Regions from separate parts of the Mus musculus genome. Here regions 2 and 3 are each linked to region 1. A link is a loop called in an ENCODE intact Hi-C map of the cell type or tissue named here. Cell type or tissue: left cerebral cortex. All regions are shown on one strand. Links, peaks and the distances in the headings refer to the core of each region. The heading gives the core; the rest is flanking DNA.

What was found. A loop is a pair of places that touch in the nucleus more often than their neighbours do. Peaks named below come from ENCODE experiments on the same cell type or tissue, not always from the same donor. Only the 100,000 strongest peaks of a DNase experiment are listed, where the experiment ranks them.
Region 2: it touches region 1 in a loop (5-fold over the local background); 2 of 42 quality-filtered maps call a loop at or near these places.
Region 3: it touches region 1 in a loop (7-fold over the local background); 2 of 42 quality-filtered maps call a loop at or near these places.

What each region holds. Positions count from the first base shown.
Region 1 is chr2:45,750,681-45,761,427 of GRCm38, forward strand. No RefSeq gene overlaps it. Among named protein-coding and RNA genes, the nearest start is that of 1700019E08Rik, 59 kb to the left of the region's middle. In left cerebral cortex, for the core only: no CTCF peak of the experiment used is centred there; DNase peaks (open chromatin) are centred at 2,680, 6,021 and 6,659; H3K27ac peaks cover 2,872 bases.
Region 2 is chr2:45,618,685-45,629,431 of GRCm38, forward strand. No RefSeq gene overlaps it. Among named protein-coding and RNA genes, the nearest start is that of Gm30848, 51 kb to the left of the region's middle. In left cerebral cortex, for the core only: no CTCF peak of the experiment used is centred there; DNase peaks (open chromatin) are centred at 4,097 and 4,572; H3K27ac peaks cover 893 bases.
Region 3 is chr2:45,479,143-45,489,889 of GRCm38, forward strand. No RefSeq gene overlaps it. Among named protein-coding and RNA genes, the nearest start is that of Gm30728, 50 kb to the left of the region's middle. In left cerebral cortex, for the core only: no CTCF peak of the experiment used is centred there; DNase peaks (open chromatin) are centred at 5,909, 6,127, 6,562, 7,014 and 1 more place; H3K4me3 peaks cover 1,362 bases; H3K27ac peaks cover 1,883 bases.

The DNA of each region.
Region 1 (10,747 bases), core at 1,402-9,401:
GTTTTTATGATAATGGTGTTGATGGGAATTCTGTAGTTGCTGTCATCAACTATTTGTAGCCTGCTAAAGGTGGCTGACAGAGACCTGTGTAATGCAGAAAGTCCTGGCAAGGGCTCCAGGTTCCAGAGGATAAATTTAGGTAAGTGAAGAATGCCTTGAGGAAATGGAGCATCTAAGTGTTTCTTGGGAGACTGAAAGGTCTCCAGTGGTGATGAGTGGGTTCAGAATGAATTGTCCATGCTACAAGACAAAGAATTCTGCATGGACCTGGAGTACCCGTGTCTCTTGAGCATCAAGTGCCTGAGTCAGATGACACAAAGCTAGCTTCTAGGTGATAAGGAGCAGGGTTCTGTGACTCTTCCCAAGATTCGTCCTTTCCTATTTACTGCCACTTCTGTAGTAGAGTCTCACCATGTTTTGTGATTTTTTTAGTAGTATCATTGGTCATCTCAAATTTTTGATTAGAAAGACCCACATTTGGTTTTCCAGGCAAGCTTTAATTCATGACTATGACCCTATGAGTAGTTATTAATAGTTTTTAATTGCCTATCTCAGAGTTAACATCCAAACCCCATTTTTTTGTATTGCCTTCTGAAATTTATTTTACCATTGCCCTTTCCATCTCAATTCATGGTAATCTATTTCTTAATAATATATTATTTACTCAGATTCTCCATGATGCCCAGTACAGGATCTCTGATATCTATATCTGTTATTGATACCCCACTTGGATTATTTAAGTGGTCTCAAAATTAGTCCACAGCTTCCTATTCTGAGCCCCAAAAGCCCCAGGGCTGCCATCTTAATCCTAAGAAAATTGTGTACTTTAAAGGTCCAAGTCCCTTTATAAGAGAGTTTCAGTGAGTTGGCCTCTATCGCACTCATTACCTGTGACCTTATTTCTTTAGTTATTTTATTATTGATTTTGTCACTCCATTGTCACTAAGCTCTTTGTTTGCTAACAAATAACAGCTGCACACTCCAGGGTGGTGCCTTTGTTCTGCCTGTTTCCACTGTGGGGACATTGTACTCTTGGATATTTTCACATTGAATGTTGTCATTTTCCTGGAATCTTTCCATAAAGGTTATCATTCTTAGTCACATTCTATAGCCCCCAACCCTGCCCCCCACCACATACTCCTTGCAGTCTATAGCACCCTGTAGTATTCTGACAGCGATTTAATGTCTGTCCTTCCTACCTCCTGAGCTATAGGCCCCCAATGCTGACGTCTTCATGTATTCTCTTCAGATGTTTCCTGAGTACTGGTTGGTGATCTGTGAGTCATGGCACAGTCTGGCTTTCTTTTGAAATGTGTGATTGTTACACTCACAAGAACAGTCCCTTTTTTTCATAGTGCCCAGTACTTAATGTTTAGAAGATTGAGGTATTATTTAGAAGATTTTATTTTATAAGAGATTTTCTCCACTGGAAAGGAGAAATTATTGCTGTGAGGTTCATGTTTGAAAAAAAATGACCTAATAAAGAACACAGTGAGTCACTGCAATGTGGCAAACATTATATGTATTTCTTCATTTGGATTCACAGCAATATCATGAGCTGTCATCCCAGCTTTAATGATTTCAAAGCTGGAGATTAGAGAAGTTTACAGACGTGCCAATATTCACACAATAAATGGAGTGATTCAAGCTTGGAGACTAGGGTTTTCTGTTGCCTAGTTTTTAAAATATTGATTGTTACCTGTGTTTGATGAATCAGAATCTACTATGCAGGTCTGAAAAAAATTGAAAATGAAGAGAAATCTCTGAACCTAGGAAGTGAAGCACAAATGCTTCATGGCAGTTGTAGCTCCTTATCCCAGGAACTGCCCTGTTAGAGCCACAACACATAGACCTTTATACTGTCTCCAGAGAAGATCCTGCTACAAATAACCAGGAGCATGCATCCCCATAAAACAAGTCGTACCAACTTGTTTTGCAGAGTTGCTATAACTGCTCAACTCGATTGACTGATAGTGATCTTTGTGACATGATTTTTTTTCCTGATTTAGATATTTATTGGAAACATTCAAAACTCTGATCAGCATTTTGACATTCCATTCTTGTGCCAGTTTATGCAAAAACTTGGCTTTTTGCGATGCCTTTCCCAGTTTTTGAATCTAAGTTGAGCATCACTGGAAGGATTGTTTGCTCTCTTCATAGCTACATGCGTGGCTCTGAGTTGACTTTACATATCCTATACCGACATTAACAATCTGTATTATTTTCATCACAGGCTCTGAAGTATTCGCCACTTCCAGCACAAGAAGTGATTTTGGAGGGATAAAAACATTTCAAATTTAGTTAAGAAAGATAATTTACCTGGCTCCGTGGCACACAGCTGTAATTCTAGCTGCTTGGGAGCCTCAGGTTAGATGGACAACGTAGCAAGAACCTGCCTCACAAGAAAAATAAAGAAGAAGCAGAGGAAAGAGGAGGAAAATGAGAAAAAAAAAAGAAGAAAGTTTTTCCACTACTTTCTCCTTTAGTCTCCTGTCAACCCATAATAAAGATATATAGTCCCTTAGCATTTTATATACAAAAGCAGAAGCATAAAATCTTATGGAAAGGGTCTTTTGTAGAGAAGACAGCATTTTGTCATTTTTCTCTTGTATGTGTGAAAAATGAGGTCAGGATGTATAAATGGCTCTCCCACAGGCACATTACTAGATGACTAAGCTAGAGTGAGTTTGTGAGTTTGGGGATTTTATTATTGTGAAGGAGCTGACTGACGGTTAGTGAGTATACATCAGGTGCTTACATAGTTAATGATGTTCAGTAGTATCATTGGAGTTCAGTTTAATTTAGAGACCTTTGGAGAACCAAAAAGTTTGCTTTAACATGTTAACTTTATTCCTGAAAGTTAATCTTTGCAAATAGGAATTCAATTCTTCATCTCTACGTTAAAATCAATGAAACAGTTTGTGTCAAATTTCTTTTAATTTTAAAACATTGTTTCATGTAAACACAAACAAACTGTGCAGCTAGCTTTATTAACTTTCCTTTTTAAAGTCATATTGTAGATATTATGCCAAGAGTCAAATCAGAAAGCAAGATCTCCACAGAGATAAGTTTGTTCATCCTGAGTTTATCTTTGTGCATGTGAGCACATATAAAACAGTTCACCTAGTCTAGCATTCGGGTTGCCATGGGTTAGTACAGTTCTTATTCTGTTAGCCTAACCTTCAATTTGCTGGGTTTTGAACTCAGAATTACAGCTTACAAATGCAGTTCACCAGCTGGTACAAGGGCTTCTTTTGAATTTTTAATCATATGAATTAAAGATTGCTGGAGATGCTATCTAAAGTTCTACTAAGAGTGAGATAATATATTGCAAGCTAAGTATAGATAAGTCCAAGGGAATGGATGCGAAAAGGTAATAGGGATAGTGACACCCTGGATTGTGTACTTTGAGTACCAAGTTGGGATCGTAACAAAGCATTCATTGAAACTGCACCTTAGCCAAGCACAGTGTTAGTTAACATTACACTGTCTGCCAGTGTAACATGTATTTTGCAGCCGTCTTCAAATGCACAGGAGTCAAAAAGAAGGGAACATAGATACAAAACCTCCATTATATCAAACTCTAAGGTGGTACAGAGAAACCATTCGGTGATAAACATACAAGGGGAATATTTGATCACTGCTATAGGACTTCTTTAAAACATCCAGATCTCTTGCTTCAGCACAAATGATGAAGACTTTTTGTAAAATTCCATGATTGCAGAACTTAGCATTATACGTTGTCAGTACCAAAGCAGAAAAGAATAGGAAGTATCAGAAGGCACCAGAATTGCATACAGTACAGTTAGGTTGTGTGGCGCTTTGCTTCATTTCTATGTCTATGTGTGTGTCTGCGCATATGTATGTATAGTGTGCTAAATAAGGCTGCAGAAATGTGCCTTTAAAATTTAGGAATGGTTTGAGAAACAGCTTAGGATATTTTCATTCCATTTCTACTCCCCAAATTCTTACTATTGTCATTTATTTCCTAGAAATCTAGCCCATATAATAAGATATATACAGAATAATAACAATTAATTGAATTTGAATTCTAATCTATTGTATGTGCAAACATGTTTGTGTTTGTGCATTTAAATGTAAGTGTGAATACACACAGGCTACCAAATGCATATGGAGGTCCGAGGACAAACTTGGCTGTGATCCTTGCTTTCCTCCTTGTTTGAGACAGCATCTTTTTTATTGGCTACTTGGCAGCTCAAAGATAGATGGTCCATGAGCTTCCACTGATTCTCCCATGTGTCTACCTCCCATTCTAGACACAGGTGAAGCTTTATATGGGTTCTGCGGATCTGAACTCAGCTCAGACTTTCATACAGCAAGCATTTTTGTCTAGTGAACCTTCTCTACAATCTGAGAGCTTAGTTTCTAGTAACTACTAGAAGATGCCTAGAATGTGGTGGTGATTTGAGTGGATAAAGATTTGTATCCGTTACTTTTTAAACAATAAAAATGTATATATGCATGCATTTTCCCTAAAGCCTTTCATTTTAATAATTTAAAAATAAACTTTCATTCTTGAGAATTTTATACATAAATACAATGAAGTATGAAATCCACCCACATTTTCTTCCCCAATTTTATTTTATTTTATATTTTGCAGTACTGAGAAACCAACCCAGGGCCTCATGTATAAAACCAAATGTTCTTTGGCTTGTCCTCATCCCCAGCTGGATTTTCTTTATTATTATCATAGCAAGAGATTCCCTATGAGGGTCACTATTTCAGGACACAAATTTTGTTCTTAATCATGTTAGCAAAATTTGGGGGAGGGGGAGAGTACAGGGCAATGCTTTGTAATTACCCAGGTTTACATATAAAATCTAAGTGTGACCTGTATCAAAATAGAATAAGTGTGATCAAAATAGAATAAAACGAGCAGATAAAATAACACCAGTCAAGATGTAATGAATCATTCATTGGCTTTTCTAACTCATAAGTCCATGAGTTCTTTGGTATATTGATAACCTGGAATAACCACCCTGCCTTTTCATAAACAGAAAGCTGCATGCATTCCAGTTTGTTTCCTCCAATTCTCCCTGTTCATAAGAGTGGATGTGTGTTAATAGACAGTCATGAACTATGTCCAAGACTGAAGGAAATGCTGATCTCTGAGTTCTCCAGCAGCAGTGTAACACTTTCCCCTAGTTTACTCAATGGCTTTGTGAAGTGAATGTGTTCTCTTTTCTGATACCAAGTCTTCAGTTAGACAGTTGACTCGTTTACCTTCCTTTGGGGCCAAGTGCAAACTTTGTTCTGTGTTTATAAATTTATAAAGCCAGATAAGCACCAAAGAAGACATAGTTTAGCCATTGACAAAGCTCAGGATTGGCCACAGAACAAGGAAATGCATGGAGACAACAGAACTGATAGGGCTCATTGTGGTAGAGCAATAGGCAAGAAGTAACAGAGGGGAACGGGTTTTGGATAGCTTTTTGAATACTTTTCTAACCATGTGATGAAATGGTCGCTTAAAGCAGTTGGCTGCATTTAATTATTTTTATTTCAATTTTATTTTTTTTTCATGTGGTTACTTCATAGACACATTTATTTTCCAACATCAGCTCCTTAGTAGTATAATATAGAATGCCTCATTAGCAATTGAAAATGGGCTTATATTCCTAGCAGGAATGTTCTGAATAATGCTTTTAGATATGGAAGGAGTTAGCAAGGGAGATTATAGTACCTCTGACTTTCCTCTGGAGAACTTTAAAGAAAGCAAAACTTTTTATTTAATCCACAAATTTTACATAAGTTCTATTCTCTATGCAGCTTGTACAAGCTCTCCTCGGTCCTATCTTATTCTATCTTTGCTTGGAAGTGCTGATTGTAAGAATAGAAAATGCCTGTTCTTGGAGCAGGTGGGTGCCACAGTATGCTGAGAACCTACCTCCCACGTGTGTCTCTCCAGTTTATAGAATGGTTTAATTCCCCAGTCCTTAGAGTGGTCAGATAAGTGCCTTGGTATTTAGAAGAGGCCTGTGGAACAAGAGATTCAACAACATTGGAGAATTTATCAAAATGCAAACTGAGGCCGGCTGCTATATTAGCTCACTGAGAAGCCTTGGGGTTCAGGGAAATGTTGCAGATCTACACTCAGATACACCAGTTCTACCATAATGGCAAAGGCTGCGTAGCTCAGCTCACTCTTGAAATGCCCGAGAAAGGATAGCAGAACAGTATTAGGTACAGAACAAACAAGTCCTTACCAGGAAACATCTGCACACTGATGGCAGCTTACATCTGTGTGAACCAGATTTTGTGTTTCTTGGCTCAGATGGGGGCTCATCTATAAATACTAAACAAATTCAGCAAATCACTGCACTAGGAAAAAAAAAACAACCAACCAACCAAACAAACAAACAAACAAAAACCTTTAAGGAGGCAGCAATGGGTCCCTGTGCTAAGACTCCTCCAGAGGGAAAGAGAATCTCTCCTGTGTAGAGCCAAGCCATGAATTTTGGCTGCTGATTCTTCCCTTAAAAATCTTTTCTATTTTTCATAGTTTATACTTTGCAGGTGGAAAAGCCTTTGCTACCAGAGAGAGGGTGGTTTCATCCCTCCCTGAAGAAATTTCCTCAGCCTGCCCATGAATTTTCTTAGAATGCTATCTTTAGGATATTCTAAAGAGAGGCAGACACCAGAAAGAGCAGCAGCTGAGATGCTTGCATCTAACTCAGATCTGAAGGATGAAACTGAAGCCTCCACCACAGCTGGAAGAACGGGGAGCCTAGCCTAGCACTGGCAATGGGCAAAATGGCTATTCATTTCCTCTCTTGTGATCTTTCCTCTTTCATTTTGAGAATCTCAATACATAGTTGAGACTTTTCCCAGATTCACAATCAACTCTGATTATCTCCCTCCTCTCTCCACTTTTCCCTTTTTAGTTTCTTGGATGCTGTTAGAGGAAGAAGATAAAAACTATCTGGCATGGAACATTCTCGTTTTCTTTAACATTTTTTAGGTCACTCAGTATTTGTCTAAGGCTTGAGAAAAAGGAGAAAATATGGTCAACGGATAAAGAAAGCAGAAGTTTGGTTTCTCTTCAAATATGTTTTCCATCTCTGACCTCATATGAAAACTTTGCGATGCATCCAGTCATAATATTTACACAATTTTAAGCAGGTAGTGACATTTTTTTGGTGACAAAATCTTTACAGTGTTTATCCTGTCTTGTTCTCCCATCTTTTCTGAGCTCTTTATTTTCCTTGGGATTTAACGTGTGTGGACACTTTAGTTTGAGTGAGCAGTCTAGAAACAGTTTCATTGCTTTAAACTATTGAAAATTTTTTGCCTACCTGAGCACCGACTCTTAAATTCTTTGCAATTATCTGAATCCTCAGCTGGAGCCCAACAAAACTCACATATTGTTAGGATTTCCTCATACTGGATACTGAGGGGCACAGCCCAGCCGCTCTGTTTTCCTTGAAGCACATTCCTTCTTCCTCCTTCTGTGGGCTGCTGCAAATTGTGCTTGGTTAAGAGATTTGTCAATAACTTATATGTGAACTGACAATGACATGGGTAGATTTGGGAACACCAACTTCGAGGTGTGAGGAAGAAAGAAATTACCAAGCGACAGAATTCCTGTACTTCCCGTTTACCCCACAAGCAGATGCAGGAACAGGTTGGAAAAAATGCAAAAAGACAGAACTAACAGGCTGACTCTACGATAATTGCATGCGATCAGAATGATGGTGTAGTCCCACACCTGGATCCAGAAACAAAATGCACAAGGATAGGGATGGGGGTGGGGTTGTGGTAAAATGACTTAGCAACAGCATGTGTGAAAGAAGCTTAGGCATTTAGTTGACAATAATCTCAGTAGGAGCCAACAGTAATGCGGCTGCCAAAAAGGCTGATGGGCCCTGAGGCTGTATTAATAGTAGTGCTCTGGTAGAATAAGAGCAATAACAGTGCCGCCTCTTCGAGGGGTTCTACTCACAGAGAATCTTTGAAGGATGTACTCAGCCCTGTGGGCCCCACCCACTTGGACCTGTTTACCAGAGTTGGTGACACATATCAGCAGTGTGAAGTATATTCTAAGGTCCAGTTGTAAATGCCATTAAGACTTATCTTTAGAAATTTGTAGTAAGAAATTTATGTGTCTATGTCTTAAAGTTAGCTATGAGGAATAGAAATAATCCACTCCAAGGCCCCGGCAGAGTGTACTCAGTATCCATAGAAATGAAGATTAGCATCAGAGGGGTATAGGGAAAATTGGGAACTTTTGGAAGAGATAGAGGAAACTTTGTAATTAGAAAGTCTAGAGAGTCCAAACGTTGGATGAACCAAGGGAAGTACTGAGATCTAAAAGTGGCTAGGCAATTGATTAAACAGCCTAGAAGGGAACCCAGATAAATAAATCGCTTATGGTTTTACAGGTAGAGAAATGAAACATTAAACAAAGACAAAAAACCCAATAGGTCTTTGAAGAAACAAACATTTTGTGAATAGTTACCTTCAAAACTCAGAAACTTTAAGCTCTCTAAAAGCTACATGGAGAATATTAAATAGCACCATTGAGTAGAGAGGTTGCTAAAATATCCGATATGCTAAAAGAGGCTTTTATTTCAAACTATTCAAAGACAATCTATTCCATAGTTCAGAACTATCACTAGTTAAAATTCTTTTCTTCTCTGAAGATAGATTTTGTAGACTGGGATGCTTCCAAATGTCCCTTTACACATCCTCTAGGGAGTTAAATTATACCATAAGTATCTTGTTTCTTTTCTCTCTCACCAGAACAGGTTTCTGTAATAGTCTATTTCAAGTACAGTGTACTAGCAACTTTTCTTTATACTCTGACAAAATAGTTAAGAAAGGCAACCTCAGAGAGGAAGGGTTATTGATTACAGTGTTGGGTTCTATACCTGTATCAGCATGGTAACTGAGAAGGGATGGACTCTGGAAGTACTACGGAAGGACTATGAGGGTACTGGTCACATTGTGCATACTCTTAGAAAGCAGAGGCACATACCCTCTTTTTCCTGTCTTCTTTCCTTTTTTTTTTTTTTTTTTTTTTTTTAATTTTATGTGTTTAACCCAAGACCTCCTCAGTACAGTGCAGGGTGCTACCCATTTTAAGGGTGTCTTCCTTGCTGAATGAACCTTCTTTTGTAACATGCCTCACAGGTAGACGTGTGTCTCCTAGGTCAGTCTACATCTAGTACAACATCAAAACAGATGTTTTATCATCACACATAGACTGTAAATTATTTTCAAACTACTTGTGGTATTGGAATCTTTCAGTGTGTTATAATTCTGATATGACATTAGTACAAGTTCCAACCCCAGAGCTGCCAAGGCATAAAAACAAGTCTTCACGTAATCTTTCTCAATGTTGAAGGTTTTGATAAACTTCAACCAACTCCTAATATTGGCCTATTTTTATAATTTCTTTAGATGTTAAAGAAATATAGACTAGTAAAGGCAAATTACATATGTCTTGTTTTAACTACATCCTCATACCAGTAGTAATTTCTGTAAATCCTTAATTCTTCATATCACTGATGAACATGGTTACCCAATAGCATCTTTTGGGATTCTTTGAAGTTGCTTTTGGCCAAATATCTCCTTGCCTTCCAATAATAAAAATAGAATATCTAAGGGTAGTGATTTGTTTAGATGATTTTCAAACCTCTTCAGGTAATTTTCATGTTCAAGTAGGTTTGAGAATAGATGTAAGTAGTTGTATTTGCATTTCTCAAATCTCTATACTTCTCAAACTAATAGACTAATTTTATCTGTAGAGACACAAGGCATGATATTTATAAAATTATAATCTCATAGGAAGAAAAACAGTATCAACCAACCAGAACCCCTTCCCCAAAGCTCCCAGGGACTAAACTGCCAACAAAAGAGTACGGGGGTGGGGTGGGGGGTGGGGGGGGGAGTACCCATGGCTCCAGCTGGATATGTAACAGAGGATTGCCTTATCTGGCATCACTGGGAGCAGAGCTCCATGGTCCTGTGGAGGCTTGATGACCCAGGATATGGGAATGCTAGGCCACTGAGGCAGGAGTGAGTGGGTAGGGCAGCACCCTTATAGAGGCAGGGAGAGGGAGGAGGGGATAGGGGGCTTGTGGAGGGGAAATGGGGAAGGAGGATAACATTTGAAATGTAAATAAATAAAATAACCAATAATGTAGGCAGCCGGCGCCTAAAAGATGGCGCCAGTCTCTGGTACACCCAAACAACACCACTGCGCAGGCGCTAGCCCGAATCTGGTGTCAACCCCTCCTGAGCGGGTGCATGCAAATTAAGGTGCCGGCAGACTGACCAATCCCAGGAGGACACAAAGCTTTTCCCTGTGCTGGGGTGTATATAAAGAGTCCTCCCTGTGTGCCCGGAGTTCCCGTAGCATCGAGGCGTTCCTGCAATAAAGCTGTTGAGAAGAATCCGTCCGTGTTGTGTGTTCCTTGCTGGACGAGGTGGGTGCGACACAATAAAAAATGAAAAAAATTATAACCTTTAAATTTATACATAAGAATTTTCAAAAAAATTATTCCCACCGAGTATACTATAACATATACACTTTCTATTTAGAGTTATAACACTTATATTATTTGTTTGTTATTGTACATTCATAAGAGTTTTAACTACTAATTAAGGCAAACTTATGGTTACTTATATTTCAATCTGAGGGATGTGATTTCCTAGGTAGGCATAGTATAATGGTTTAAAGAGGATATGGCCCTCATACGCAGATGTGTGGAAGACTTGGTCT
Region 2 (10,747 bases), core at 1,051-9,050, 130 kb before region 1:
AGCTCTCGGAAAAGGAATAGTAACATAAGGTTAAAGCTACGGATCCTCTTTTGATTAAATGATCAGTTTAAACAGATATTTGCTGTTAAAGTGTCTTTCACGGAATGACTTATTCCAACGTGTAGATGTGAACTTCAGAGGAATCAACGTAACTGAGAGAACATCCTCATTTTCTGGTTGGGAAACTCCAAAAGATAAGGCCAGTGACAAAAGTGTCAATATCAACCGAGTAGACAGAGTTCTGGTAGTAGCACCTTGTTGTTTGTTGTTGTTGTTGTTGTTGTTGTTGTTAGTGATAGTGATTGGACTGTGTGTGTGCTAGGTGGGTTCTTACCAATTGAGCTACATCCCTGTGACACCTCCCTTGTACTGACATGCTCATTCATCTCTTTCTCCATTGGGAGAACTTCCACTTATGAATTCTGATAGAGTAATAGGTGGAGAATTACAAAGATGTATGTTACAAATACATATTCAACCAGATAATTGTATTTGACTTTAAAAATACTATCTTCTCTCCCATGTTAAGTAGTAAGAAGTATTTCCATTTAATCTCTGAGAAATTATGTTAATTATCCAAGTGGAAAGAATGAGCATATAGGAAAGAAGCAGCACTCTGGTCCTGGCACCACATAGCCAGTGTTGACTGTTTGGTCCGATGTTTTCTCCTCAGCTTGCTCATTATTCACTTCTTCTCTCCTTCACCAGTTTCAACTAAAAGCAAAATAGATATGATGAGGTCCTTGCAATGACTGTGTTCTTCGTTATTTGGTTCATGTTGAAAATTCTGATCTTGCTGTGATACTTAGCTTTATGAATCAAATTAATATACTCATAGTTCCCAGTTGCTTATGGAACTAATAACTTATGTGCCTCTATGCTGTGGTTAATAACCAAGGCTCTGGAGTCTCATCCAATAAGCTCTAGGCTTGAATTCTGTTTTTTTTTTTTTTTTTTCTGGATACACTCTGCCTGTGGACTTTCCTATCCATTCTTGTTTATCTCCAGCTGCTGGTCTGCCCCATGGCTTCCAGACATGTCAGTTTCTATGTTTGAATCAATTACTTAAAGAATTCTTTGATAGAGATGTTATGCCTAATTTTTAAACACTTTCCCCTTTTGACTTTTGAACATTTCTAATTCGAAGGTCACTGTTTTTATTAATTACTGAAACTCACCTGGATCATCTTGAAACTCTAAACTACCCATATTTTAATTCTAGCTTTGCTTCAAACTCCCTTTGTCATGTCTTCTTGATAGATATTCATACTTCATTGTCACCAGTTACTTTTGGCTCTAAAATTTCCTTCACTGTGTGTCTCCAAGTGGTTACCACATTTACTCCTTTTACCCCTTACTAAATATATGGTCATCTGCTCAGCTTCCAAGACTCTTCATACTGATTTATAAATATTTTTTAAAATATATAATCTATGGCAAGCATGTTTCCGAGTGTTCAGGACACACTAAGAATAAAAAAAAAAGTTTTTAAATGTGCATTTATAAGAACTGCATTGCAGAAAGGTAAGATAAATAAGTAGTAACTAATATGATGACTACATACATACATAAATTATGCATACTAGAAGGTATGCTTTCATTATTTAGAGAAATAATACTTTGAAAGGCAATTCAATACATATTAATAAACATCTACTGAATAATTATTTGAATGAGTGCTTTAGACTCTAGTTTATCTTGGTTCAGTTTAATTGAAGAAAGGAGTTATAGTTAAATAAGAGCTAAGTTAAGGATTGGTTTTAGATGGTAGAGACCTTTTTCTCTGATTTGTTTTCTGTTTGCCTTAGTCATTGTGTTTGGTGGAATGAGTGGATTGTTTCAGAGGATATTGGCAATTTAAATACCAACTCATTTATTAAAAATTTCAATCTGTTTACTTCTTCCCTTCCTGCCTTCTTTCCTCTCTTTATTCCTCCCTCCTTTCTTTCCTCCAAAACACTCTCCTTCCTTTACTCTCTCGTTCTTTTCTCTCTCTTATTTAAACAAGCAACTATCATCCATAAACTATGGGTTTACAAGGATTATTAATAATAAAGCATTGAACATGAGATCTCACAAACAAGAAAAAGGCATATAAATAAATGAAATGAGTCTAGCAGTGTAGATCAGGGATACAGAACTTGTTTGCTTAGTGTTCATGAAGCATTAGATTTGTTTTTGAAACCTGCTAAAATATAACTAGAACCAGTCAATCATCGTTGTTCAGTCAGTTACTCAACCATGGTAAGACACCAGCATCTAGTGGATGGGGATCCTGGACATAGAGTTATAGCCTCAGCAGGAAAGCCAACTCAATATATTTCTAGGATCCTCAGTCTTATTTGGCTATATTCTCAGCAGGAAAGCCAAGTTAGTCTGTTTCTGGGAGGCTCAGACATTTGGAAAAATCAGAGCTGATAATTGGATTGATGTTGAAGGAGTTGTAGTCAAAGCAATTAATTATCGTTTATAATCTGCATATAATATACCTACCATACATTACTTATTTACTTTAAAACTTTAGTGTAATATTTCAAAAAGAGAGAAAACCTATCTGGAGACTATGCATGCCTATGTATAGCAGGCATGAAAATTATGGATTATTTACTATTAGTAAGTTGAGAAGTGAAATCAGATTCCCAGAGTTGAGATGAGGTCTTGTTAGAACTCCAGAAGCAAATGAAGTTGGGATAATCCTGGATGTCCATTTCATGCCTGGTAGGCTAAAGGGTGAAGAGTATATCTGAAATTACCAGATAGTATAGACTGAATCATAGAGAGAGAAACGGTAAAAATATGTGAAAAATACATATGGTAGGGAAACCAACTGGCTGAAAGCCATGCAAAACCAAGGCACTGTGGAAATTTTAGTGCAGTGGTTAATGTTAGCACTGCTATGTTAACACTAATGGGGTCCATTATTTATCACAAACAGTCATAGCATCTTAAATTATAACTATTAACTTTAGAGTGCAAATTATTATTTGAGGTATGCAAAACATGAAAGTCTTAATTAAAAATTGTAGTATACTTGTAAGTTTTAGTAGATTTGCAGTTTTATTACATTTCATTTTAGGCTTTCTACAATGTGTGATGCTATTTTAACTAGAAAATGAACTTGATATTAGGCTTACCTGGAATACTTTAATAATCTTAATTTTAATTTTGGTTATATTTTCTAAGTATAGAATTTCATATACTTAGCAAAATTTCCCAAAGGATAGTTGAGCTCATGATAGCTTTATATAATGTATAGACATGAACATTAATTTCAAAAGTTATATAATATATTGCATTACTTCTCATTGTCGGTGTAAGACAGAGCAATATATTCTCCTAAAACTAGGAAGACTAGACAGATATTTCTAGACATTAAGGAATCTGAACACAAACATACATACACACATACACATACTCAAACAGAGACGGAGGAGAGGGAGGGAGGGGGAGAGGGGAGAGGAAGAGGGAGACAGAGACAGAGAAAGAGAGGGAGAGAGAGAAAATGAGAGGGAGAGTCTGTGAAAGGATATAGGGTTTAAAAAATGTAGGTCAAACTTGCTTGGATTTTAAATCAATATTGTGTAACATTTTATCTGCTGCCTGGAAGAAATAAAAACACATTACACTTTTTATGAAAAGTACGTTAGAGCAACTGAGAACATTTTCAACTGCACAATAAAGGTTTGCTTCAGACATAAACAATGACTTTCTATGGTTCTGCCCTGACTCTGAATGAATTCAGGAAAACATTTGCTCTCCAGCAACATTTTTCTTTCTGAAATCATAGCCCTCTGAAACTCCCCAGGGGTCTCTGCCTCTTTGTTCACCTTATCAAGAAGTAGGCCAGCATGAAAAACTGACATTGGCTGGTTGAGAACCGAGGAAGAAGCCTGCAAAAAGGCATCAGCTGAAGTTTTCTAGAAGCCTGTGGCTGCTAAAACAGGCCCTTAGATTTTTCTCTTCCCAGGTAGGGTAGAATGGGGAAAACACAGAGATTTGAGCAGGATTCTGCAGGAGGAGACATTATCACAATACGTGGTCTAGCTAAATAAAACGCCAGTGCTGAGTTGCTTTTCCATGTCTTTCCAAATGTTCAGAACTTTACAAGTTAATTCCCTTGCCAAAAAACATCCATGAAGCCATGTTTTTGTTGTTGATGTTTTGTTTGTTTGCTTGCTTTGTTTTGTTGGTGGTATACTAGCTCCTCTGAGTTTCAGTTCTGTTAATATCAAGTATTTAACATACTTCTTCTTCTTCTTCTTGGCTATAAAAATAGGATATGACAACATTAGGGTGAACAAGAATATGTCTGTGTATATGCCTGGAAAATAATCTTTCCATATTTTTAGGTTATTGAGTTAAAGTAATGTAAATAAGTTTCTATGCTTGAAGTAAAATTGGAAATGTAGCAAAGCAAAACAAAACAAAAACAAACAAATTGGGATCTCACTCATGTGCTAAGACTAAAGGGTCGTTTTGTGTCCTGGATGTTCACCACACGTTGCTTTCCCACAACTGTTGCAGTGCTTGCTGCTGCTTGGTCTGCTCAGGGTTCTGCACTGACTCATAGATAGTGGGTGTGTGATCTGGCAACGGCATATGTTCTTGCTGTATAAAATTTCTCTTAGGTGGTAACTTAGGAGTTAATTGAATTCTTTCACAGCCTGGAAAAAAATGGATAGGAAAAGATGAAGAGTGACCTGACATCATAGAACACTCAATGTAGCCTACATATTTCCTCAGTGTACATACAGAAACTAAATCATCTACACCAGAGAAACAGGCATCCGTAGTGACTTCAAAAGTCCTTTTTCTTTTGTTTCCTTCACTGTTGAAGACTCCTGGAATTATCCTCAGCTATGAGAGTTCTACTAGGGATCATTAACTAAGTAAAGACTCACTACATACTTTATCTGAAGTAAGACATCACCACCTGGTATGAAATTAAATGAAGCATACTCAGTATTTGGAATCCCATAGGATATTTCATTCAGCTATTTGATTGTCCAAGCACAAAGTAGTTGCTTATAGAATGTGAGGAAGTCAAGAGACATCCATAATAAAAGGAAAGTAGATAATTGTTCTCTGAGCAAAGATCTGTAGGCTCCTTTGGTATAACGGGCATTCCCGAAATATATAGAATACATTAAGACTTATGAAATATAGTCCATCTATGTGCCCTTGTAGTATTCGACTACCAAATTTGGGCATCTGAAGATTCCAACATAGTTTAATTTATGTGCTGGTAGCTTGGTAAAGTTGTTTCCACAGTTGGGTCCCTATCCATTATCATAGAGTTTCGGGGACTTTTCATGTACTGTTTACTTCAGGGCTGTCCAACTTACTATATGACAGTTCATGTCACCACACTGAGTATTACAAGAATCAAAAGCCTCATTCCGAACTCTCCTCAGAAGCAGTTGAATTATGCTTTCACTCTATTCTATTGAATGATAAAATCACCCAGCCTAGCCCTGATTTAACAAAAGAATAGAAAATAATGTGTGGCCGTACATAATTCTAACATCATCTATTTCTTTTTTTCCAATGTGTAAAACACATTCTGTCTGAGTTAGAGCAAATAATTCTACTAGAAAATATTCTCAGAACTTTAACCAATTATAGATTTTTTTTCACTAACCACTCCCTGGGGCAGCAATATGCTTTTCTGATGAAGGCCAGGTACAGCAACAGTCTCTGGGTATAAACATGGATATTTAGAAGGCGGTTTGACAAAACAACCATTTTTTTATAAAGTAGTAGCAGACTCCCCTCCAAGGTCTATGATTTATTACCTCAATCATAAGCTCTATAATAGATCCAGTTATGAGTTCGCTCCTATGGAGTGAGTCTCAAATTCTACTTTTGAAAAGTAGTTGTCATACTTCTATGGCACCACAGGATATGTCTTGCTTGGCAGGTAGCTATTGTAGCTTCCAGGACTCACATTGAGATAACCCTGCTGATGATTTTTGCCTTTTGGTACTCTGCATAGCACCTTCTGAAAGTGTGAAACTTAGCCAATAGGGACAAAATTTTGAGGTCAGCTCTACATTTCATGTACAAAAATGTGCAATATTTTTTAGCAGTGGATATTACTATATCATTCTGAATAGTGTTACAGTAAAATATTTTTTTCTGCTGGGGTTCCTATTGATATGATGGCTTGTGTTGACATCTGAAGCCATGGTGAAGCCTGGATCCATGGTCTTAATCCAGCCAGGGCCTGTCCATGTCCTGTGTTCCCAACGAAGGTTGTGTGGATGTTCATAGTCTGTGCTGCCACCACCTGAATCCATGTTAAATCCTGTTGGCTGTGCTGCCAGCAAGGGCCCTGTTGATGGCCTTGGCCTATGCTGACACAAGGGCATATTGTCCATGGCTGATACAGAGATGGGGGGCTGTGTCCATGTCTGTGTTCTGAACTGCCTCTGGAGACCACGTGGAAGTCCATGATCCCAGCTCATACTGACTATAAATGGGAAGGGAGTGACTTTCACCATGGTATTGATACTTGCAGACTTACGGTTCAGAAAGAGGGATAAAAAAGGCTTATATGACAAGCCTTATCCACCCCCACCCCTGAAAAATAACAGCCTGAACAGAAAGCCATTGAAGAGAACTCTTAAAAATTGCAATAAAGTTGTCTAAGCATAGCTCTTCACAGTTGATGGTTTCTGCTTAGGGAGCATATGAGGAAGGATCCAGTTTTGGCCAGATCCAGTTTTCTTTTAGAGACTGGCCACTACCGGTTCCAACATGTTATAGTGAGTATACAGGCAACACAAATTGAACCTTCTTCTTCTTCTTCTTCTTCTTCTTCTTCTTCTTCTTCTTCTTCTTCTTCTTCTTCTTCTTCTCCTTCTCCTTCTCCTTCTCCTTCTCCTTCTCCTTCTCCTTCTCCTTCTCCTTCTCCTTCTCCTTCTCCTTCTCCTTCTCCTTCCTCTTCCTCTTCCTCTTCCTCTTCCTCCTCCTCCTCCTTCTCCTTCTTCTCCCTCTCCCTCTCCTCCTCTCCCTCTCCTCCTCCCTCTTCCTCGCCTCCTCCTCCTCCTCCTCCTCCTTCTTCTCCTCTTCTCCCTTCTTTTTTTGGGGGGAGAGGCCACAAGAATGAGAGTGGGGATAGTCCTGGGAGGACTGAGAAGTGAGAGAAGTGAGTGTGCTCAGCATTCATAACGTGAAATTTTCAAATAACCAAAAATTATTATGGAAAAATTATTTTTTCTGCATTCTTATCACTTCTTTTTAGAAGGACTTCTGACAAGCTTAATCAGTCTAACAGCTTTAATCAGCACTTGATATGATTTGAAATTTGTTTTTTTAAATCCCTAGAGCATTTCCATGGGCTTCGTTATTGGTATTTCCATGTCATGTGTGACTATTTCATATGAGGAAAGATTCAGTTCTCACCTGCTACCAAGTCACTTCCAAAATAAGAGCTGAATTATTTTTAATATTCTCATGTATTTCAAAAAATTGTCACCCCTGGGAACCATGTCATTGTGATAAAGAGTAAAATAAAAACATCTTGAAACAGCTAATTTGATATCACCTGAATTTCTATGGATACAATTTATTAAGGCCACCTGGGTACCACAATTTTTATTAATATATCACCACTCATTTTATGAATGAGTTCAGATGGGGGTGAGAGTCAGAGATAAGATAAGAAAATATGTTTCATAATTAATGAGTAATGGGGAAAGAAAAGCACAGGTCACATCATACCACATATCTGGAGGAAGATAAAGGTTCCAAGCACAGTCAATATATGAGGTCGAAGAAACCAAGTAGAGTAGGTTAGGAGCCAAATGGACATTTCAGTAACTAGTACATTAGTGCTGAGGAAGTCTCCTAATGCATTTACATGGAAAGAAATAGGTATATGCTACAAAGCCCAAAATAAAAGTTAAGGATGCTTTAAAGATAAGTTTGGAGACTCTATCTAGACTGTCTTCAATCTGAGGTTTGCATATCTGGTTCTCATCTTTCATGCTCAAGTTTAATGTCTCCTGTAGTTATAAGTTCCTCTGCAAATCCTAACCCTAAGCAAGGAGGCCAACTTATTTTATTTTAACTTTTCATTGATTCCTTGTAAATTTGGAATCCCATAGGGTATTTCATCCAGCTATTTGATTGTCCAAGCACAAAGTATTTGCTTATAGAATGTGAGAAAGTCAAGAGATATCCATAATAAAAGGAAAGTAGATAATTGTTCTCTGAGCAAAGATCTGTAGATTTTTTTGTAGATTTGTATATGCTACAAAGCCCAAAATAAAAGTTAAGGATGCTTTAAAGATAAGTTTGAAGACTCTATCTAGACTGTCTTCAATCTGAGGTTTGCATATCTGGTTCTCATCTTTCATGCTCAAGTTTAATGTCTCCTGTAGATGGATGCATGCACCCATCCCCATTCATCTCACTGTCCCTACATGTTAGCATTCTGCTCTTATAAGCCCCGCCCCCCAAGAAAACAAAATTAACAACCAAAAAAAAAAAGTCTCACCCTGTCACATTGTGTCCTACAATTATTTCCTTCTGCCCACACATCCTTACTTGCAAATGTTCAGGGCTATGAGTCCTTGGTCTGGTGAGAATCCTATGGCTTCTGCTATACTATCAATTCTGTTTCCTCCCTGAGATTCCTCTTGGATATCCTGTTGTTGCCCTGAGTCATTCTGGTTCTGCAGGGCTGACCTTTCACTCACTCTAACAGTTCATAGATGTGGAAGATGTCAGCTCAAAGCCCTGGATCGGGGTCTGGGTGGTAGCTAAGTTGGTCAGGTCATCAGTTCGACCTGCATGACATCATGGTGAGCTCTCCTCTACTGCCCAGAGGAGGTGTTTGCCTGTTTATGTTTGGTTTCCAGTGTATTCTAGTTACACTTTGTTGCCTCCTTTCCATAAGGTTTCCTTTTGTTTCTTATATATGTTACTTCCTGGAGCCTTCCTGACTTGCAACAGCAATGGTGGAGATTCTCCCACCATTCCTCAAGTTAATAAGCATTGAACAAATAAAGTGAAACTGATGGATGATAGATAGGGTTCTTCTATCCACACATGGGTTAGTGAGCAATGGGGTCGCATTCTCCCTCACTAAAGACTTCGTAACCCTTAACTTGCTGGTGGTACTTGTATTTTTGTTTTTGTGTATAAGTAAAGACAGATAAAGATTTTTGTTTCTAAGTTTTCATAGTAGTTATTTTATTTTAAAACTCTGCCTTTTATCTACTTTGCGTTTCATAATAATTAGCAGAGCTGGTCACTGATACTTTAGAATCTTTAATGGCTATTTTGTTATACTAAAAATCATGTTAAGTTATGTCCAGGAATAATTTTTGCCCCATTCTCATTTTTTACTCATGTTTTACTATGGCTTACCTAGTATATAGTTGCCTGTTTGAGAAACATACATGCTATCCAACAGCATAGAGCTCATATAAGTTACCAAAAAGAAAATCTATGCATTTTAGTATCTTATGATCATCTATCAAATGATTTTGTTTGCATTGTCAAGAATACTCACTTGGGAGCGAGGAGGGGGATTATTTGTGATAACAGTACTTGCTCTTTCTAGAGTCCCAGGTGTGTATAATTAAAAGAATGACTTATGTTATTGCTTTCAACAAAAGTAAAGGAGAGGGACGCAAATATGATGACAAACTTGCTTTGAGATAATTTAGGAGTCCAAGTGAAGTCAGGGTTTCTTTCTCTTCTTTTAATAATAAAATTCAGTATACAAATGCAATTTTGCTGCTATTTACCATAAATATTTATAGCCTTTTAAAAACTTGAGTATAAAGACCGAATTTCTATCTAAAGAACCTTATATAATTAAATTGCTTTCCTTTCATGTCTATTGTGTTTTAAATTAATATTCCATCGCTGTGATTGAAATTTTGAACAACATTCTGGTTAAAATTGAAGGTTTTAAATAAACCGGGAAAAAGTCAAACCTCATCACAAGTTTAGAACAAGGGAGCTGTCCTTTCTTTTCTGTAGATGAGCAACTGTGGCTGAAGAATGTTCTCACAAATGAATGACACCATCATCTGGCACATCAATGCTGCTGAGTAGGAAAGCTTCAGTATGGATCGGTTAGGAAATAGCCTTGAAGCTCGGCACATGCCTGATATGATTGGATTTTAATAACTAACAGTTACCTTTGTCAAACAAACTGAACTTGATACTGTGGCAAATTATTGTAATTAGTGGAAATCTTACAAAGCAAGAAGAACACAAAATCAACATTGGTTTGAGGACACTGCTCAAGATGCGAGTGCTGCATGAGAAGGAAGTGGCTGGCACCTTGGTCCCCAGCTCCTTCCTGGATCTGTTTCACCCTTAGCATTGCAGCTGAAATGCCCATCACATTGACATTTTAAAAGAATATGTAAGCCAATTCACACAGCAATTATTATTATTAATTATTATTATTAGTTCTGCAGATCCTTTCTTACTGCTCTGTCATTTATTCATGTCTCCTTTTACAGTTATACATATGTAAGCATGCACAGGACAGGCTTTGCAAAAAAGCTATCATTCTGTCATACAGCTAGGTTATCTCTCCTATTGGTACAATCAAGTGATAGTTTGCTTCAATTTTATTTTATTTTTCAAAATGAGCAGAATAATTGATACATGTCCAACTATGATAGAGAATGTGAGGTTAAAGGCCACAGAAGGTTTAATCTTACTTTAAATCTCTAATTTTGAACAAAAAGAAATCCTTCAAGGCATATAAAGTAAC
Region 3 (10,747 bases), core at 1,361-9,360, 270 kb before region 1:
CTGGTACATTCAGAATGTGGGCACAGGAATGGAGATCAAATCGTATTTTTTCCACTAACATAAGACCTTAGCTATTTAATGATTATAAAACTTTCCTAGCATTTATAAGTTTCTAAACTTTTTTTTTTTTAAATTCTGCACAGTTCCCACTACTAATGAAATGATTTAGGTCACATGTTTTTGTATTATCTAATAACATTCAGAGAAAAGTAATCTCCTTTTCACTTTTAACCCCTAAAATGCTGGTATGATGTTTATGTACAATTTCATCTGAAATTTCACTGTGTTTAATAATGGGAATTTGGACAGTTGAGGATGTAGCATATTTTTATAATGCTCTTTTTTATGCCAGCAACTTTTAAAGCAATCAATCTGAGGAACTGAAATGCTTTCATACATTTGGTTCATTGTGTACTTAAAATATTATTAAATGTATTTAGCAGCTGAAAACTGTAACCATGAAGTTTAACAAAAAAGAGGGAAGTTACTAGACTACTCATAAAAATTGAACTACATCACTCTGAAAGTAAGCCATGTCACATGACCTGACTTAACCAATAAAGTATAGGCACGCCCCACACCTTTGAGAAGCAGGAGGTGGTTGGGTTTTTGCTGTTGTATGTATGTATGTATGTATGTATGTATGTATGTATGTATTGTCATAGTGACCAGGCAAATTCTGTACATTTATATCTCCCCTGCCATAGAGTGAAGATTACAAGAAAGCAGGAAAGTGACCCCATCTGGCTTGCATAAAACACTCAGGAAAAGAAAACATAATGTTTACTTAAGTAACAACTACAACCATTGCTGGTAGAAACACTCAGCACTGGAGAGATTGATCTTGTTTGTGCATCATCTCAGCATCACCTAGACCGCGCTTAGTCAAAAGCCACACTCCTCACTTTTGCCACCGAGTCACATCATGCCTGGAGAAGTCAGAGTCCTCTCTGCTTGTAGCGTAGAAAGAATCCATCCCAGAATGAACACCTGTTCTGAGAGTAGTGTATGTTTGTCTTTACTCTGTGATGATTTCAACACTGGCATTTTCGACAACAGTAAACAGGCGACTTAACATGCGACTTCCTTTTGAGTAACCATGTACTGTAGGAAAAGATCTCTCCCACCACAATCACGGTGTATTTAACAGGAGGAGAAAATCTATTTTGGTCTACAACTGTCTTTTATTTTCTTGTATCAGTTACTAATAATCCTTCTGTACAAAAATACTAAAACAGCAGGATTAAGGCTTTAAGCCTCCCTTGGGCTTAAAATGAAAATGACTGAGATTGTTAGTATTAATAATTATTAGTAGCAATTAAAAAGAAGGGTCGTGTGCATATAAAGTTAAATTGGAAAAATAGTAGTATACAATGGTCTTCGAAATGGATGTGGAAGTGAGAAGGGGTGAAAGTAATGACAATTTTGACTTTATTTCTTTTCACATACAATAAAATTAGCAAGGTATACACTTACTTTATTGGTTTCTATTCAATCCCACTTACAAAGTACTATTTTGAAGCAATCACTGAATGTGAAGCTGGGAAGCATGGGCCCTGTGGAGCTGTGGGAAGCAGACCTGAAACAAGAGTGAGGTCTAGGAGTGTCCAGCCCTAGAAATGTCATCCTGAGATCCGCAGCAGTAGGAGGACTCCCTTCTGTGTCCTGGGCATGCTTGTTCTCAGCACTAGCCCTGCACCCCCACCTTTGTCCTCCCCTAGGAGGTCATGTAGCCTACTAGCCAGCTTAAACTTCCTCTCCCCTTATAAGGTCATGTAGCCTACTAGCCAGCTTAAACTTCCTCTCCCCTTATAAGGTCATGTCCAGCAGCACATGAAATTTATCCTTATGTTAATAGGGCATCCCCAACACTCTGACCCTGGCCAATGGTGTGTGCTTATCCCGAAGGCCCTAAACCACTTCCCAAAGATTTAAATAGCCTTCTCCCACCCACTCCTGGTTAAAAGAAGTGTCTCACTAAAGCTGCTTCCTGAGTCTGTTTGTACCTGTTCACTGCCTCCTGAGGTCTCTTTGCTCTGGTAGTCCCGCCTCCCAACCCTCTTCCTTTTTCAGGATTCATCAGTTATGATCGCAGGCTGATCACACCACTGTGGACATGAAAGCAGAGCCTGAATGCCAGCTGAAGAGAATTTTCTAAGCTCAGGGTAACAATGCACAGTCTTTTCTCTAATCCTGAAAGACTTAATGTCATTTATAGGTAGAAAAATCTAAATACAAAGAAATAGAAAACACACTTAGTTTTGCAGACTTCACATGTTATCAGTTGACCCTTCTTCCACTGATAGATTATCAACCTGTTGACAAATGCTTGTATAAATTGATTTTATTAGTATTTACGGTCATTCTTGTTTTTTCTCTAGAGCAAGTAAGGAAGAGAAATAGAAAACAAAAAAAAAACTGATTTTTTAAAAAAGGTATGACAGTTAACTCTAACTTATAGCAGGCAAAGAAAGGCAATATTGGTTTACCCATTTATTTTTCATAGGAATTCAAAATTAAGATTATGTAAACTCATAGTAATGTAAGGTTATCTATTTTAATGGTTTCCTAGTTGTGTAGATGATGTATAATTCACAAGTACACATGTGTAAGGTAATTTTTGGTCTATAGGTGCACACCCCCTTTAGAACCACAGTTACCTATGGGATTTTGGCTATATGTTATTTTACACTTTATCCTTGCTTTGTAGCATTTAATGCCCTCATAATCAAAATCATTTTTTCATACAATGTATTCTGATTACCGTTTCTCTTTCCCCAGCTCCTTCATGTCCCTCCTACTTCCCTACCCACCCACATATACACCCTTTCTCTTTTTCCTTAATTAGAAGAAAGACATCTAAAAATAGTAGTATGAAGAAAATAAAATAAGATAAAAATAACAACAAGTAAAACAGAATAATAGAAAACATACAAACAAACAGAAAAATCAACCCAAAGAAAAACCACAAGAAACAAGTACAGATGCTAGACATACATTCACACAAGCAGAAAACCCATAAGATATATATATATATATATATATATATATATATATATATATATATATATATATATGATTTGTAAGCAAAAGAGCCCAGAAAATGTATTTTGAAACCAAAAGCCTCCCAAAATACCAGAGTTTGTTTGAAATTGGCCACCTACTGCTGAGGATGGGGGCCTGTCCTTAAGTGTGGTTTGTATACCCGCTTAGGGCCCATTGGAGAAAACTAATGTTCCTTTGGGAAAGGTTATCACCTGGCAATAGCTTTTAGGTGAGGGTGGGGCTTGTGCCTACTTCCAGTTTCAGTGTTGGGATCCCATCTAGCTTAGGTCTGTCCAGGTTCTGTGCCTGCTGCTACAGTCACTATGAGTCCATGTGCTTCAGCCCTGTTGTATCTAGAAGGCTTCTTTCCTTGGTATCTTCCATCCTCATTGGGTCTTACAGTCCTTCCGATTCTTTTTCCTCAGGGTTCTCTGAGTCCTGAGGGGAGGGATTTGATGGAAGCATCCCATTTAGGGATGAGTGTTCCAAGGTCTTTCACTTTCTGCACATTGTCCAGTTGTGTGTCTCTGTACTTTCCCCATCTAATGCAGAAGAAAATTGCTATGATAATTGTTGAACAAGACCCTGTTATAGCAGTGTCTACAGCAGAATGTCTTTTGGAGTTGTTTAATTGCTACATCCTGTTAGCCGAACAGTAGCATTTGGTTTCCCCTAGGTCCATGGCCAATCTAGTCTCAGGTTCTTTGCCAACTGGGCAGTGTTGGGTATGGGTTCTATTTCATGAAACAGTCTTTAGATTACTATCAAGTAGTGGTTCATTACTTCCCCCAACTTAGTGCTTTTAAAAAATCCAAAATCTAGCAAATGGATCTCAGCTATGATTAAGAGTCACATTTATTTTATGAGCCTTTAAAAAAAAAAACTGCAATGCTGTATGGATCAGGCTGAAATTTAAAACCGAGCATCTTTCATGCTACCCGGGGATGGTATAGGAAATTTTGTTCTAACTCTCACTTGAAAATATGAAATATGAATTATTTCAATGTGAACGACATATTAAGAAAAAATTGCATTGTAGAAATTCTGCATGACTTTAATTGTAGGAATTGTAAGCTGAACACTGAAAACTGTAAACATTAAAACCATGCTACATAGGACTGCACAAGACACACATGCATGCATTTCTAACCTCTCCACTACCTCTTTCGCCACATGTGTTCCGAGTTGCTTGCACCCACATCTGGTATCACAGATCCCTATTTAATTTCATGTAGCCTCTCATCTACGTCTACACAGGAAGGCATGGGCTCTAACCCTTCTGGTGCTTACATCCACTTCAAGTCCTCTTCAAGGTAAAATGGTATTACTCTAATTGTGCATTTCTTAACAATTTATTATGTGTAAATCTGGGTTGCCCTTCCTCTTGGATAGATTTAATGACTCAAAAATTTTCAGTGTTGCCTATGATGTAATGCATTTCCATAATAGCTACATCATATAAAGGTATTACGAACCAAACAGTCTGACAAAGTAGAAAATAATTTTATGCATTTGAGTACATTGTGTAAATTTTTAATATTTAATACATTTGGTTTTGAGTGTTATATTCCAACATCACTTCTCTCATAATCCCTGTTGTTTCGTTGCGTGACTTTACCTAGATGGCATTATGGCAGGGTTTTCTGGATAACCAGTCAGGCTTTCAGTTAGGAAGGAGACGCTCGCTGTGGTTGATGTAGTTCTCCTTTTTTTTTTTTTTTATTACACTTGGCTATTTATTTATTTATTTATTTGTGTGCGTGTGTGCATGTGTGTATGTGTGTGTATGTCATAGAATTCACATGGAAGTCAGAGGACATGTTGCAAGGATTGGTCCTCACTCTGCCTGCATCAGAGTGCCTTAGTCTAGTGACAGTGGTAGGAGTGCTGGAGGGGTCAGAGCCATGAGACTGTAGGCACTTTGTTAGTGCTCACGGTTAGAGTGCTATCTCATCTTTCAATTCTTACCAGAGATGTTTAGGTTTTTTTTTTCTTTTTTCTTTTTTTAAAACACCATACTATCTATGCCACATGAAAAGCATCTTGGCACTCTGTAGAGATCCTTAGAGATCTAATTCAAGGAAAACCTACTTCTCAAAAGGGTAGGTGGCATCTCTTGGGTAAAGCATCAGGGTTTTCTGGATAACCAGTCAGGCTTTCAGTTAGGAAGGAGACGCTCGCTGTGGTTGATGTAGTTCTCCTTTTTTTTTTTTTTTATTACACTTGGCTATTTATTTATTTATTTATTTGTGTGCGTGTGTGCATGTGTGTATGTGTGTGTATGTCATAGAATTCACATGGAAGTCAGAGGACATGTTGCAAGGATTGGTCCTCACTCTGCCTGCTGAACCACGTCACTGGTCCAACTTCGTGTATTTATTATTGCTCACTGACAGGAACCAGGAAGAGGTCCATCTCCCTAGCTCATTCATTTATTCATACTTTTGTAAATATGTACTAAGTATTATGTTCTAGTTATGGTGTATATATGGTATGCTGAACAAGATAGACCAAAATTTTGCCATTACAAGACTTACATCCGCAATTAAAATTGGAGTTTGCAGCCATGTTTACTAGATTTTTTCAATGCTATTTTTAAATTTTTTACCTTATTTTATTTTATTCTTTTTGTTTTTTGAATTTGTGAAGGACAATCTTTGAGATAAAATTTCAGTTTCATTTTTAACTTGACAAACAAGATTTAGGTATTTTTTTTTCTCATAAGAGATGCCAAAGACACGTGTCCTCAAAGAGGTCTGGGAGAGTCACCCAGCAAGGCTGCTGCTGTAGACATAAGACCTAGCTGTCTTCTGGGCATGTGTGGGAAAAACTGTGGGAAGCTCAGGTTTGGCTCCAAGTGGCTTTTAAATTGAATTAACTAAGCAAACATCCCAACTATTTGCCACTAGTTGGAAAATTAACCACTCACATTAAACTATTAAAATATTTGACCATGCTTTAGTTCCCAATATAAATTTAGTAGAAACTCATTTTTGTCTTAGAGGAAGAAGGGTAATTCCTTTCGTTTCTTCTAAATATAAATGGGATTTTCTAGCTCCAGGACCCAGAATCTTTCCCAGTCTTCCAGGCCTCTACTTAGCTGCCTGTTCTCCTTTTGTTCTGCAGAGGCCTCTGTGTCTTGGGTGAGGTTCAGAACTACAATGGAGGGGGAGGGATCCTTGAGGTCTCTCCTGAGCCTCACCAAAACGGACAGACACGTTTTTTACTTTCTTAGAGCTCTACATGGTGGGTTTTTTTTATGTGTCTAAGAAATGGAAACATTTTGTCTCATATAAAAAAAGAAATATTTTTATACTGTGCTCCACTCACAGACCACATCAGAGGTATTCTAAGAATAGAATAGATCAAATATATTTTATGGAAATATAATGAGAAAAGGATGTGTTCCCAAAACTCACTCTGAACAAAGGAATGCAGCGTCGTCAGGAATACTTTAATGCGCCTAACAGTTTTCTCATGCGAGAGGCGAGGAGCAGCCCTGCCTTGGAGGACTCTCCCACTTCTCCCTCGGCTCTCCTGAACTTGAAATCAGAACTAGGAAATCTATACATTGTGAATAAGAAAACGTATGGAAAAACCGACTGGGGACGTTAACCAAGAATACATTTTTGAAGGAAGAGAACATCAATACGAAACACTTTGTCATATTTCATTTCATTGATCATGCATTCATTTTATGTATTTCAGAGTACCGAAGCTTAGAAGTAACTGACTTTCTGGGGATTCATATTAGATTTGTTAGTCTCTGTTTCAGGGAGCTTCCTAAGAAACCAAACATCTTACATTCACCTGCCTTCCCCGGACCACTTTATCGTGCACAGAAAGTACAGCAAAGGCAGAAACTACCAAACATGTATCTTTTCTGAAAAACAAAGTGTGTTAAGAACGTAACCGACATTGGCAATAGTGCCATTTCACAGAAACAGCCCACGGGTACTCAGGGTGCCGTGTTATCTGTTTTATTAACGTCACCTGGTCAGAAGTATTTTCTTTTTAAAGAATATGTTATATGCCGGAATAGTAAGTTAGCTTGCTTTTTTAGTTTTTTGAGCTGCTGTACTGTTATATAAGTGTGGTTGTCTTCTCCAGGATTCTGCATTCCATTTATATATTCATAGGGATTTTTCTTTTGGAGCCAGTGTTGTGTCTAAGTGTCTTTATTGCCTTGTCGAGTTTATTTGGTGTAATAAGTTTTTTTTTTTTAAACTACTGAAATATTCTAAATTTGCCAATAATACTTACCCCCTTCCAACCTTGCTGTTTTGTGCTTTCTCAAAAAGTACCGGCACTCTCAAATATTGCTGTTTATTTAATGTATATACCACAGTAACGTCTGAAGGGACTACAGAGAACCACAAAAGGAAAGTCATCATAATATTTATGCATTAAACACACATATTCGTGTACATATATCTATTTTTTGAAAAACCCAAAATGCATATGCTATCATGGCCCCCAAGGTAGCAATAACATATGCAGAGAAAATTTATGCAGTTCCAGGCTGTGAACAAGATTTCTCAGAGCTACTTCCAGAAAACATTACCCCCCCTCCTCGTTCTTCAATCTGTCCACTTACTTCACTCTGAAGACTGCCTTCTCTCTCTAAATTGACTGGTGAGATGCGTAAGGAGCTGGTCTGATCATTTAGGTTTGCTTTTGAATGATTTCTGTGGGACAGTTGAAACAATTTCAAGTGTGTGCATGTGTGCATTCGAGTGTGTGTGTGTGTGTGTGTGTGTGTGTGCGCGCGCGCGCGTGCATGTTTGTATATGTGTACATGACTCCGTGTGAATCTTGTATGTCTTTCTCTGAGTATTTTCTTCCATGAAAATGAGTTGTAGAGTGAATAGACTTTTAAAATATAAGGTAACTCTATTTTTTAAAATCAAGGTAATGAATTAAGGTTATACTTCTAAAGCTACATTTCTTGTACTTATTTTCAAGTGGGAATATTAATGTGATCTATAATACTTTAAAATATTTAAGTTTTTCAATATTTAATTTTAAAAACTTAATTAAAGAATTCTCCAATGAGGACTGAGTACATACCCTGAACCGCTTACTGCTTTCATTACTTAAGAAATGCTGCTGCTGGATTAAAAATGGCAAAAACAAATCATGCTCAATTTTGAATGGCATGCATTCATAACACTTGGGATATAATGTTACAATATTATGATATTTATTAATATTACTGTGATGAATATTCATATAATCTATACTTAGTGTTATACTTATAATATATGCAAGTTTAATATAATTATCTTTTAAACATAATATTTAAAATACAACACACTATATCTGATGTGTTTATATATGTAATTTGGAACATATTGACTACACTGGAATTCTGTTCTTTGGAGATAGCTTTTTCTCAAAGTTCTGATGGCCCCTTCAGGTGCCTATGCAAAATTAACATTAGAACATGTCAAAATGAAGATAAAAAGGATGTGTTCAGTGTTGACATTTCATGTCAGTCATTTGTATTTCTTGACTTTCTGTCTCCATTTTTTTCCTGCAAACAAAAATATACATAATTTGAAGTGTATTTAATGTCTTTTTCCTGAAGTGATAACATGTAATTTATCCATGTAATTTGTCCATCTTAGTTTCTTTTTTAATCAAAATATAATTATTCTCTTAGCCTCTTTCCTTCTTTCCTGAGTAACATCTCCTGTGTTTACTTGCTTGCTGACTTCTTCTTCTTTATTACTGTTGCACATATATAAAATGCATAACTACACAACTACAAACCACTCATTTCATTGAGTGTTGCTTACATGTTTATAATTTCTTGGGCTGTCCACTTGATACTGTTGCTCATCCATGGGGAAGACCATTTCTCCCATTCTTAGCGATTTTAGTTGTTTGTCATTCTTTGTTTAGGGGTGGATCCACCATGAGTTTTCCGTCCTTCACATTAGTATGTCTACTGGTGTTATCTCTGTTCAGGACTTATTTTGTCACCTATACTGGTGGTGTATAATGTGTGAAGTTTCGCTGTCATTTCTTGGAGAAAGCAGAACAGTTATCCTGGTCCTCTGAATCTGGCAATTTTTCTATTTTTCTACCATTTTCTGAGTCTTAGAGGCAAGAGTTGTTCAGTAAATATATCCACTGCAGCTGAGACACTAGTTCTTAGTAATATCAGTAAAACAGTAACATAATAGCTACTCATTGGGTCATCGTAGCACATCAGATTTTTTTCCCATCTGGTCTAATTGTTCACTCTTGCCTGTCTAAACACTATCTGGTGAAGTGCTGCTCCAGGCTTATGATTTGTGCACTTGCTACTCAGACTTTCCTGTGGCTTACCTATGACTCTTCACTCTGATTCCTAAATTCTCCCTTCAGTATACTAAGCTATCCTCATCCAGCAAGTCTGTTTTGGATCCTGTGTTTTCTCTGCCTCCCAATTCCCTAGATATTAATTATCTGCCATATTTATTTATTTATTTATTTATTTATTTATTTATTTATTTATTGTGATGGTAAATCTGGATTGACCTTGTGATTTGCTTGAGAGACCAGTGAAATACATTTTGGGTTTTGTCTATGAAGAGGTTTCCAAACATGGTCGATATGTGGGATCATAGCCTGAGGGAGAAGACCCATTTTGAATGTGGGTAGAACTATCTGGTAGCCATACGTCTGAAGTAGAACAAATTCAGAGTTGAGTAATGAAAGATAATTTAAATTATAAAAAGATGGCAAAAAATTTTTATTGTATATGTACGATTGAGCAGACATGGCCCTTTTGATAAAGTAGCATGGAATGTGTATGAGCCCATGGCAAGAGCAAGGTGTTTCCAGTTTCAGAGGGGCATGGAAATGAAACGAGGTGAGGTAAAAGTGGGAAGGGCATGAAGCACAGGTTAATAGAACTGCTATCTTGGACTGTCTTAGATCCCTGGCATTTAGAGATCCTTAAAGGCAAAGTTCTTTTGCCTCCTCTATTCAAGGACTGGAAGCAGTGATTGTGCTTCCTTGTAGAAAGAACATAGGCAACCGTAAGAGATTTATTTCAGCACAGATGCAATCACAGTCTTGAAGCATGAGGACCCAAGGGAACAAGAAGATGGAGGTTGGGGAGAGTCTGGTAATAAACAGCTCTTCTTTATCGCCTCTGAGGATAGCACAGTGGGGAGTAGTTTTAAAATGCAGCAGTTGAGTAGAGCCTGTAAGCCGCACATGGCTTTCTTTGCTGCCTTGGATTATATTTATAGGGCCAGGAGGAAGTGCTTTGCTACAGAGCTTCCATTTAAAATAGGATGTGTTTATCAGATGAATGAGACGAACCTTTACAAATCCAAAATTTAATCTTTAAAATAAATATTGTGTGTCCTGAACAAAAAGGGCAACTGTAAATTCTAGGAAGCAAACTCTGATTATATATTTACTTAATTCAACCCGAAGAGATCTTTTCAGTGCCCTAGAGCACAGGTGTGCTAATAATTGCATGTTTTTGATGCTCTATTACACCCTGAAATAGGCTGATTATTAGTAGAAATACTACTATAAAGGAGATCTATTCCTACCTCTTGAATAAGAGCCCCCAAGGGCTTGGCTGACATTAAAATAATGATGTAGTTTAGATATATTGATTTCCAAAATGTATTTGAAGCAGTCTAAAATTCTATGGTTTCACTCTGCTGAATGGGGAAGTCCTTGTTTGTCCTAG